Linked DNA regions of Mus musculus: all the other regions are linked to region 3. Evidence: chromatin contacts called from ENCODE Hi-C or POLR2A ChIA-PET data. All regions are on one chromosome and are shown on one strand. Each heading gives the region's core, a stretch centred on a gene start or an enhancer-like site at or near the end of the contact. The rest is flanking DNA. Distances are from core to core; before and after follow the strand shown.

Region 1 (3,296 bases), core at 351-2,850, 78 kb before region 3:
ACCCCAGTCTCCTTGCCATAACAATCCCAGCCCTCCTCCCCTGGGGACAAACACTACAAATACAAATGCAAAGTGTGGGCACCTGTGCTCCCTCTGAGGGCCCCTGATTACAGGAGACACAGAGGTATCAATTATGTCCTGAAAGCATGAAATTAACCCGCACACACCCAGCCATTATCCCCACCGCCATCAGATAAATGTCTGGAGGTCCTGCCAAGTCTGAGGATGCCCTCTCCTTACACCCACATCTCAGGAGGGATCCCGCCTCCCATACCACTTGCTCTCAGTTACTCTCAACATCCATGGTAGAAGCCCCTCCTTCCTTAGCTAGGAGGGAGAGGGGACAGTCCCCTGGGAGGAGGTACTTCAGGCTAGGAGCCTACAGTGAGCTGTTTCCAAGCTCATTCCCTCCCTGTCCACTTTCTCCTAGAGGAAGCTGCTGTACCCATTGGTTTATGCAATGTAGCCAAGGGCCACACTGCTGCTAGTAGTAACTTTGGCTTGGGGGTTAGGGGGAGTATGCTGGAGTCAGGGAACCTTGAGTTCAAATCCCTATCACTTGTCAGAGCTCAAGTCATTGAAGTCTGGTCATCCCATGGCTCCTGAAAATGGAGGCCAACCCCTCTCTCTTGAGGAATGAAAGGATCAGCCCTCCCTGCAAGCGGAACTCTTGAGGCTGTCAGATGGGTGCATTCTGAGATGATGTACAGATGCTTCCTGAGCCAAGGCCTCCCAGCTCTAGATCTCAGTTTCCTTCTGAGCACAGGCGCTGCTGGGTTGCAGGGACGTGGGATTTTCCAGCATCACACAGAGGCGGTCAGATCCCTGTGGGTGGGTGCGGCGAGAGAGGTAGGGCTGAGACGCTCAGAACTGAAGGGCTATAATGACAACAGCGCACAGACAGCTCCGGGACTGACACACATACAGGCTCTAGCACTCAGATCTGCAACGGCGAACCTGGGGAGTTCAGGGTCTGCCAGACGCCACCACCCAGGCTCTGCGGGAACCGCGCAAGGGCGGAGTCCCCTGCTGCAAAGCTCCGCCTGTCATCACACCTCTCTCTACGGTTAGGACTGCGGCGACCCAGAGCCCCTTTCCGGGACCTGGATCCCTTTACTGAAGCAACCTGGGACCCCCACGAGAAGCAAGGAGTGACGCCCGCCAGACAGCCCTGCGCAGCCACCCTAGCTGGCACGGTGGGAAGAAATTCCGGCATATGCCGCTCCGCGCCCCCGGCTTAGAGACAGAGGCTGCAGGCCGGCCTTTCGGGGCTGCACACCCTGGAGAAAAAGTTGGGTGGAGCCGCTGGGCTCAGGAATTGGCTAGAGGAATTGGCTACGCACTGCAGGTGTATCCAGTCCTCGAGACCCTACTGAGGTTGCCGCTACGAACCCGCGGATTCCGGGTCGCAGCTCTCACCTGCGCTCATGTCAGCGGCAGCTCCCAGTAGGGTGGTCCCCGCGCTGCGACAGCCCGAGGACCGGGCGGGCAGGTGCGGCGCTGGCAGGATCCTCAGCACGCTTGAGGCCAGCGGCTCGGCGCACACAGTACCCGCTGCCCGCAGCGCCACCGCAGCTCGGGGCTCCCGCCCCGCCCCTTTGCCCCGCCCCTCAGCTAGGCCACGCCCCTTGTCGAGCCGCGGGAGGGTCGCATCCTGGGAAGTGTAGGCGCTGTGCCCCGGCTGCCCGCCTGCGCGCCACCGCAGTTGGACGTGCGGACTACAAATCCCGGCAGGCTGTGTGTTCCGCTCAGGCGCAGACTGGTGGTAGCGCAGGTACCCTCCTGCACCTGCTCCGAGAGCTCTGCAGAGCTGTCAACAGGGTCTAAGGGAGGCGTGTAGGACTGTAGCTCATCTCAGCACTGGACTCTCAAAGAAGGAGGCCCAAGGAAAAGCGATCTTGGAGCAACTCTACAAGAGTGATGGAAGGTCTCAGCAATAGACCTTCCCTTCCTTACCAATGCACAGAAAAGGGGAAACTGAAGCGGAGGGGGAGAAGCGGGATAGCGAAGCAGGAACAGGATTTAATCACACACACACACACACACACACACACACGGCGAAGTCTGGATTTAATCACACACACACACACACACACACACACACACACACACACACACACACACACACGGCGAAGTCTGAATGGGTTGGGATCCAGACGCAGGTGTCTGGACTCCAAAGATAGGCAGCCTCGCCTTATGCCCCAGACGCTCTCCCGGCTCGGCTGACGCTAGGCGGTGCACACTGAGGAGGCTCTGGCACATCCTGCCCTCTCACCATCCTGCCCATACGCTAATCGATTCCCTTGTGACGTCAGGCGTCCAGCGCAGGGCGTGGAAAAACAGACTGAAAGAAAAGCATAGGGAGGCGCAGGTGGATCCTGCCTCGTATCGGTGGTGACAACAGGTGGGCACAAGAGACTACAAGAAGACAGCCTAGAGAGATGAGGGAGCACGGATGCGCAGGGCCCAGAATGAGAACATACAGGATCTGCCACTGCATGAACAGGCACAGGCCAGGGACGTTTGGCCCAGGTCAGGGCTGTTCCATGTACTACTGAGGCAGAAGCAGAAATTCCTCCCCAGTGATCAGTATTGTCCATCTATTTCAAAGGGGACCAGGAGGCCAAAGGCTCTGGTAAAGAGGAGAAGCCCCGAGGAAACAGCACATTTCTTTACATCCTATAAACCAAGAGACTCTGCTGGCAGCTGTACTTCCAGTCTCAGATGCCCACAAAAGAACGGGCTGCCTCTGGGATCTCTTGCCCAGAAACCTTGCTAATGGAAACTAGTTTCTACATGCTCCAAAAATGTGTTTTGACTCCACCTGCCTCCATTGGTTAGACCTAAGGACAGTCCCTATCCTTTAGGATAGTTCTTAGGAGCCTGCAAGCTCATGCTTATGTGTCCTAGCAACCTCTGAGATCCTTGAGTATTCTGATATTATTTCATAGTGCTGTTCCAGTGCCTCCCACAGGCTTGCGACGGGCACTGGAGATATACTTACTGAAGAAACAGGGTGGGAAAGGCAGGACAGATATTGTCCAGCAGGTTGAGTCCTTTGAGAAGCTATTCATGTTTCCTGTCTCTCATCTGGGGCCAAAGTAGCAGCATGCCACCCCCACCCCTCCCCTCACACACGAAGGTGACACAGGCTGGTAAAGACACTGGTGGTGTTGGCTGTGATGCCTTCCACTCTGGTGGTGGCCACTGTCACACTTCTTGGCAGAGGCCTTGCAAGTCAGGCAGCCTGTGCTTGTAGACTGGTCTTGGAGCTCAGCATGCAGTGGCCTGTGACT
Region 2 (3,324 bases), core at 372-2,871, 100 kb after region 3:
TGCCCCTGGTTCCCTAAGGGACATAATGAAACCCAGGAGCAGCAACAAAGTGAAACTTTGGCCTACATGGGTGTTGCCAAGAGGTTGGGAGATGAGGTCAAAGATGCGTGTTTGGCTCTTTGGACCATTAGAGCAGAGGCATGTGGTTGTTGTGCTGATATAAAAACACAGCTTTGACCTTAAAGGGAGTGAGGGATAGCTTAGTCTGGAGACAAATATGAGTGACTATGGTTTAAAAACTATGTTCATACGTGGTGACAGTTTTTTTAATAGTAACAAAATCCATAAAGTAAGTATTTTTAAAATACAAGGATGGGTACCAACAGGTAGGTGGGTTAGAACAATGAGGGGAAATTGCTGGAGACATTTTTAGCCTTCATGTTGGTGGAAGCTAATAGTTTGTACATTCCAAAGGATTTAACAAATACTTTGTTTCGGACCTCAGGTAACAAAGTAAGAAATGAAAGACCCACAACGTGAGGACTCCCCCACGTTCTGACTCAGGAGAGGCGACACCCCAAAATCACCCACAAGAAACGGGCCTGTTGCAAAATGCAAGAGGATTTTTATTCAAGAGCGCTCTCGGGCCCACGGTCATACACCACGAAGGGGTAGAGGACCGTGGCGCCCCGAGTAGCTGAGTAAGGGGGTATTTAAAGGAAGAAACCACAACTCAAGGAGGTGGGAAGGGCATTGTTGGAAAATAACAAAAATACCAGTTAAGAGTCACAAGGAAGTGCAAAGTTACAAGAGTCACGAGGAATACCTGGTAATTGTGAGGGTTATTTTTCAAAACAGTTTCTAAGAGCCCCTAACAAAAGCACATTTGTATATGGCAATGGTCAGGGTGACTTTCTTTGAATGAGCACTCTTTGAACCCAGGAAGCGGGTGGGTAGAGGAATGTCGCTATCTGTTTTATGATTAGCATACCTTTACAAAGGCCACATTCCCAAGCCTGGGCCTAAAGGCCTAGAATTCTGTTTTTACTTTGTTATACTTTCAGAACGTCTGTGTTATAGGTTTCTTATGTTTTCTGATGCCAGCTTTATCTTTTGGGTTGGTAGGAGGTTACTTTCTGGCAAGTTAATGTATTCCAGTCAAAGAATTTGGAGTCAGACACAGGTGGGCAATGCATGGCTATAAAGGAGCTAAATAATCGCCCAAGGTAATGCTAGCTTTGGGTCCGCATTCCAATTCTTTACAATCATGAAGTTGTAGTTAGCCAACCAGCTTTGTAGAATCCTTCATATAAGTGTGGCTTTCTGCTGAGTGTATCAGTTACGTCTTGTTTGCTCAAGTAACTTCCTCTCCTCTCAGTATTATTAGCTTTGTCGTGAGAGGTGGAACCTCTGGGGGCAAAATTTCATTTAGGGGGCACGAATCGGATGTACCGCTTGGGAGCTCTTATTTCCAAGCAAGAAAGCAAGCAGAGAAGGGGTTGTACATTCAGTCGTTGAGGACCCCAGGAGGCTGTATCCACTGCGGCCCACACTCTGCTCCTCCCGCGTCCCAGGCTCCGCCAGCGGCTCCGAAGCTACCGCCCAGCAAAAAGGACAAAGGGATGGCCTTCCGGGTCCAGGCTCTAACTCCCGTGAGTCAATGCGCTTCCGGGTCGCGTCATCCCAACGCGCCGAGCGCGCAGCCATGGAGGAGCTGGGTAGAGTGCGGCTAAGCGATCCTGATGCCCTGCTACCTGCAGGCTTCTGGGCCGCCGTGACCGTGTGGCTGGAGAGGCCACAGGTGGCCAACAAGAGGCTGTGCGGCGCCCGCATGGAAGCCCGCGGGAGAACTTTGCGGTCCCACGCCCAGGCGGAGTGTGGACCGCGGCAGGGACAGGGACACGGGCTGGAGAGGGAACCCGGACAGGCTTCTCCTAAAGGAGAGCCAGAGTCGGGACCTAGGGCGAGCCGCGAAGGCACCGCTCCCGCGGCTGACCTGAACTCGCTATGGGACCGAGTCTCCCAAAGCCTCGTCCACGCCAATCCGGAAATGCTGGCCTTCCTCTGTGGCCCCTCGTTGGGTCCTCAGCCTGAAGCCGCGCAGGAGCTCGACCTGATTCTCAGGACTGTCATCCCGAAAGCGAGCCCGCACTCCCCACTCACAGAGCCGAAGAAAGAACTGGTAGTGCAAGGTAGGAGAGTAGTGGGAAGAGCGCAAACAGACTGAAAAGCGTTCGCTTTTTGAGACAGGGCCTTATATGGCCTGGAATTCGCTATGTAGAACAGGCTGGCCTCGAACTCACAGAGATACACCCGCCTCAGCCTTCCAAGTACTGGGATTAAAGGAGCGCCACACCACCCACCACCCAGCTCTGGCCTTGTATTGTCTAAGTGCTAGCTATAATGGTGTGTCCAAAGTGTAGAGCCCTCTCCCCAGTGCTGGACAGCCACTAAGGACTGGAAAGCATTACTCTCCTGTCCATCGCTGCTCAGTTCTACTTCCAAGGGATCCGTTTAGAGCAGTTATGACCTGATAGCCTTGTCTTTCCCCCTCAGATGTCTCCAGTGGGAGTGTCACCTTTTTGCCCTTGGAAGAAGATAATGAGGGGAATTTGGAGGTTAAAACGAGCAACGTGTATCAACTCCATCTCCATCACAACGAAGGAGAATGGTAAGAGCTGGACGCTGCTGTTGCACCACTATGTGATGCCCATCCCGGATGTCCTATCAGCAGTCAACTGGAAGATTCTGGGGTACAGAAGAGCCAAGGTCTTGTGTTGGTTGGCTGATCTCAGATGTATACTATAGTCACCACTCTGCTGGTTCCTGGCGCTGGTACTGGATTGGGGATCACAATGTAGCCAGAGTCCTTGATCTCTATATTCCATATGCCGGTAGGGGTGTACAGCAACTAGCTGGGGTACTCTGTTAGTCAGCTTTCTGTTGCATAATACCCAAGGGAGTCAACTTAAGGATGCTTGAGGGCCAGTGAGATGACTGTGCATAAAGGTGCTCGTTTCAAATCTTACAAGCTGAGTTTGATCCCTAGAGCCCACATGTTCTGTGAGCTGTCCTCTGTCTTTTAAACACACACACACACACACACACACACACACAGATATAGATGTATGTGTATAATTTTAAACGGGTATCATATTTTAGTTTGTGATCATTCCCTCTTTGGTTTTGGGGCCTGTAGTGAGGAACTAGGAGCATAAGGGACCATGGACAAAATCTGCCCTTAAAAGCCCACCGCCAACACAACTCCCTGCTTACTCCAACAAAACCTCACTCACCCTCTAAGTCCCCACCACCGCCAATGTCCCTTAAGCTGAGTGTATCTACGAGTTAGCCTGTTGATGAGGTTGGTCCTGTCATGGTCCA
Region 3 (3,514 bases), core at 941-3,440:
AAAAGCCTGTTCTAATCAATTGTTTGCATTTGGGTAGGTGGTCTTTCTCCTCTCATTTTTGGGATTAACAATAACTGGTCAAAGATGATCACACCCCTCCTTCATAGAGCTCCTAGGAACAGCTAGCGGCTGCTTCTGCCCTTCTCAGCACCCCCATGAGGGAGTTCCCAAAGGAGGGGCTGTAGACAATGTCTTATATCATCACCCAAGCAGGGCCCACCCTGTGAGTCACTCACTAACATGAGCTGAGGAACCTTATCACATGCCATGTGTGGCCAGGGATGATCTTCGAGGTCCCAAAGCCATGTTAACTATGACCTCATCTGACATGACTCTGGGCTGAAGCAAGGGTCAGGCATAAAAGTCTGGAAGCCAAAGTCTGGCTCTGTTGTTCTACTATGGCCAAGTCAGAAGGACAGTCTGGGGTGCCCAGGAGGGAGGCAGACCCTGGTACACCCTAGCTGCAACCAGCTCTATGCTGGTTCATGGTGAAGAACTGCAGTACATGGAAAGGGGAAAAACACAGGCTGATGGGGCTGGATGGGTCAAGCCAGCCACCCACCACAGTTAGAGAGTGGGCATCAGGGAAGAGTCAGGCCAGAGCCCACTCACACTGTTGGATGACAAAGGCTGTCAAGTGTCTGATGCCTCTTTCTGTCCTGAGAGTAGGAAGAGCTGCCCCTACCCTGGTGGACTACATAGGAGATGCCAGGCCCTTGCAGATCAAAGGCCTGGGGTCACTCAGACTCCAGAGAGAGGCCCAAGGTGTCCCTGTGACTGAGTGAGAAACTGTAAAGGGCTAAGGCAGCAGGGGGAGCCACTGCCCTGCCTTTGCACAAGACTCCCTGGAAGCTTCCAGAACAAAGACAGAGCCTGGAATGGACTCCCTCTTAGAAGCGAGGCTACAGCTGTGTCTATCCTTTAATTCCAAGCCTCGGCTTCCCTTCTGTACAGGTGACTGAAAGCATTTATGCAGCCATAGTAAGGGTCAGGTCAGGTGACCAGGGAGGATGATGTGACCCAGAGGGAAAAAGTTGGACTCGAGACCTCGGACAAAGCGAATGTGAGTGAAACCTGTAACTCACTGTCATTTTCCAGCCTCACTCTGAGGCCCCCACACTCACCCCAGGGGTAGGAGGGCACAGGGAACCTACTCAAACATGTGGAACAGCTTGCCATGACATACACGGTAGAGCAAAACCTTGTTTGCATCATTTCCCCATCTGCATTGGAGAAGTCCGGAGGGAGACCTGGCCTGCACTTCTGTTAAGAGAAAGTAATGCTTTCCCCCTCCTCACACACAACACCACAACATCACTACCCCCCCCCCAATACACCACACACACATACACTACCACCTCTACTAGGTGAGTGCTCACACCTGGAACCCCACTTCCTTTTTTCCCAAACAACTCAGTCTGATGAGGCCACTCTGCTTCCTGGCTACTGGGCTTTTCCCAGACCTGGAACCAGACTGCTCCCCAGGCCTTCCTCCTCTGCCCTCCACCAACATCCATCCAAGGTATGTGTGGCTTTATCAACTCATGGAAGCAGAGGTGTCACCATACCACACCACACCACACACCCTCCAGTGTGCTACCTGTTTCCAGTGCTGTTGAGAAACTGCAGAAGGTAACAGCTTCCTGCCAAGCTACTCTACTATGCTTTCTTTCCCTCCAGAGTTGCACACCAGGTTCTCCAGCCCCTGGAACAACGGATTCATTCAGTCTAGGGCCACCTCCCAGGGAGGCTCTGTTGGGTCCTCTGACTCCTGAAGCTCCAGCCACTAGCAACTTGACCTCCTGTACCCTGCTACCTGTCCTGGGTCTGAAGTAGCTTGGTGATTGCATGAGGAGGCACCAAAGTGTTGGGGAAAGTTGAGCAGGTGCTTTCTGTTCCTGCACTGCCTGGTGTCCTGGTACTGCCTGGTGTCCTGGCACTTCCAACGACTCTGAGGTAGGAGGTGCTCAGTAATCCTTGTAGAAGAAACAGAAGGACAACAGGCAGCAACCAGAGTTCTAGATCTGAGAGAGCCCAGAATAGATCCAAGGCAGATGGCCCCCCTCCAGCTGAAGATGGGAGGAAGGGAGCACCTGGCTGCTTTCTAAGTATCCGCTCCAATGTTGCCCGGTGGAGTGATGCAGAGCAGGAGGGGTCTAGGTTTGGGGCCTTGCTGAGCTTGGCTGCTCAAGTAGAGTAGGGGTTCCTCTGTGAAGGAGAGCTAGGGACAGAATTTGGACTTGTTCATGTCTCTGGGGTTGCGGTCAGGTCCCTGGCTAGGACTGGAGTATTCCGAAGCAGCTCCCCTTTCCCAGACCCTCATTCTGGGCCGGCAGACCTGTCACCCAAAGTGCACACCAGGCAAGCGGGGAGCAGGAGGCTCCGGGTGGGTCCCCACCAGCCGGGGCGGGGTCCCGTGGGGCAGGGGCGGGGCTGGCGGCGGGCAGGGCCGCCCCTTCCAGCGAGGGCAGACTGTCTTGGCCTTTAAGCGCCTGCTGAAGCTCGGCTGAGAGAGGCCCGGGTCAGTCCCCACACCATGCCCTGTTTGCGCTCCGGGCCAGAGTGCGCCTGAGCGGTTCGGGCCTCGGTATCCCCGCGGGTCTTGCGCCGCCGCCTCTCCGCGATGCAGGCGCGCGCGCTGCTCCCCGCCACGCTGGCCATTCTGGCCACGCTGGCTGTGTTGGCTCTGGCCCGGGAGCCCCCAGCGGCTCCGTGTCCTGCGCGCTGCGACGTGTCGCGCTGTCCGAGCCCTCGCTGCCCTGGGGGCTATGTGCCTGACCTCTGCAACTGCTGCCTGGTGTGCGCTGCCAGCGAGGGCGAGCCCTGCGGCCGCCCCCTGGACTCTCCGTGCGGGGACAGTCTGGAGTGCGTGCGCGGCGTGTGCCGCTGCCGTTGGACCCACACTGTGTGTGGCACAGACGGGCATACTTATGCCGACGTGTGCGCGCTGCAGGCCGCCAGCCGTCGTGCGTTGCAGGTCTCCGGGACTCCAGTGCGCCAGCTGCAGAAGGGTGCCTGTCCCTCTGGTAAGCTCCACCAGGAATCAAAAAAGCCTTACTCTGAGGAAACTGAGGTCCAGGGGAATCTGTCCACTTCCACTAGGCAGCCTTTTAAGAATAGTTCACACAACCCTCTGGCTTTCTAGATGGGGAAACTGAGGTCCCCAAGAGATAAATGCTGTCCCCAAAGTCACAAAAAGTTAGACTTAAACTCTAGTGTGGCAGCCTGGTAGCGTCTGGTGGGCTGTGAGGCTCTGACCCAGCCACACTCCTGTTTCTTAGAGTCCTCCAGTGACTTACAAGGGAACGAGCGTCAAGCAATCTTTTCCTGGTCTCTGTCTTCAATTCCTGCTCTGTTTTCTTCTGTCAGGCTGTGCTGGGTGCTGGTTCTGTGTGCCTGTCTTGGGCCTGGCTGTCTGAGAGGCAGAGGGTTTTCAGGGTGGCCAGGCACCTGCATTACTCTGCTCCCTTCATGGTTGTGTTTGGTGTACTCTTCTCTGCTCTCCCATGTGACA

Evidence for each region. A loop is a pair of places that touch in the nucleus more often than their neighbours do. ChIA-PET counts read pairs that join two places held with the same protein, here RNA polymerase II (POLR2A).
Region 1: POLR2A ChIA-PET joins it to region 3 with 12 read pairs in embryonic stem cell. The contact joins the promoter of Ablim2 here to the promoter of Htra3 in region 3. POLR2A ChIA-PET finds 5 or more read pairs at or near these places in 4 of 5 experiments (Patski and embryonic stem cell).
Region 2: POLR2A ChIA-PET joins it to region 3 with 18 read pairs in Patski. The contact joins the promoter of Trmt44 here to the promoter of Htra3 in region 3. A Hi-C loop is called at or near these places in 1 of 37 maps with a recorded cell type or tissue (CH12.LX). POLR2A ChIA-PET finds 5 or more read pairs at or near these places in 2 of 5 experiments (Patski and embryonic stem cell).

What each region holds. Positions count from the first base shown.
Region 1 is chr5:35,756,184-35,759,479 of GRCm38, reverse strand. Ablim2 (actin-binding LIM protein 2) reads right to left here and starts at 1,600. Exons shown (of 22, transcript NM_001177696.1): 1 at 1,420-1,600. The coding sequence starts at 1,429.
Region 2 is chr5:35,573,367-35,576,690 of GRCm38, reverse strand. Trmt44 (tRNA methyltransferase 44) reads left to right here and starts at 1,621. Exons shown (of 11, transcript NM_030208.3): 1 at 1,621-2,132; 2 at 2,497-2,611. The coding sequence starts at 1,646.
Region 3 is chr5:35,678,456-35,681,969 of GRCm38, reverse strand. It overlaps Htra3 (HtrA serine peptidase 3), which reads left to right and starts at 2,190. Exons shown (of 9, transcript NM_030127.3): 1 at 2,190-3,026. The coding sequence starts at 2,624.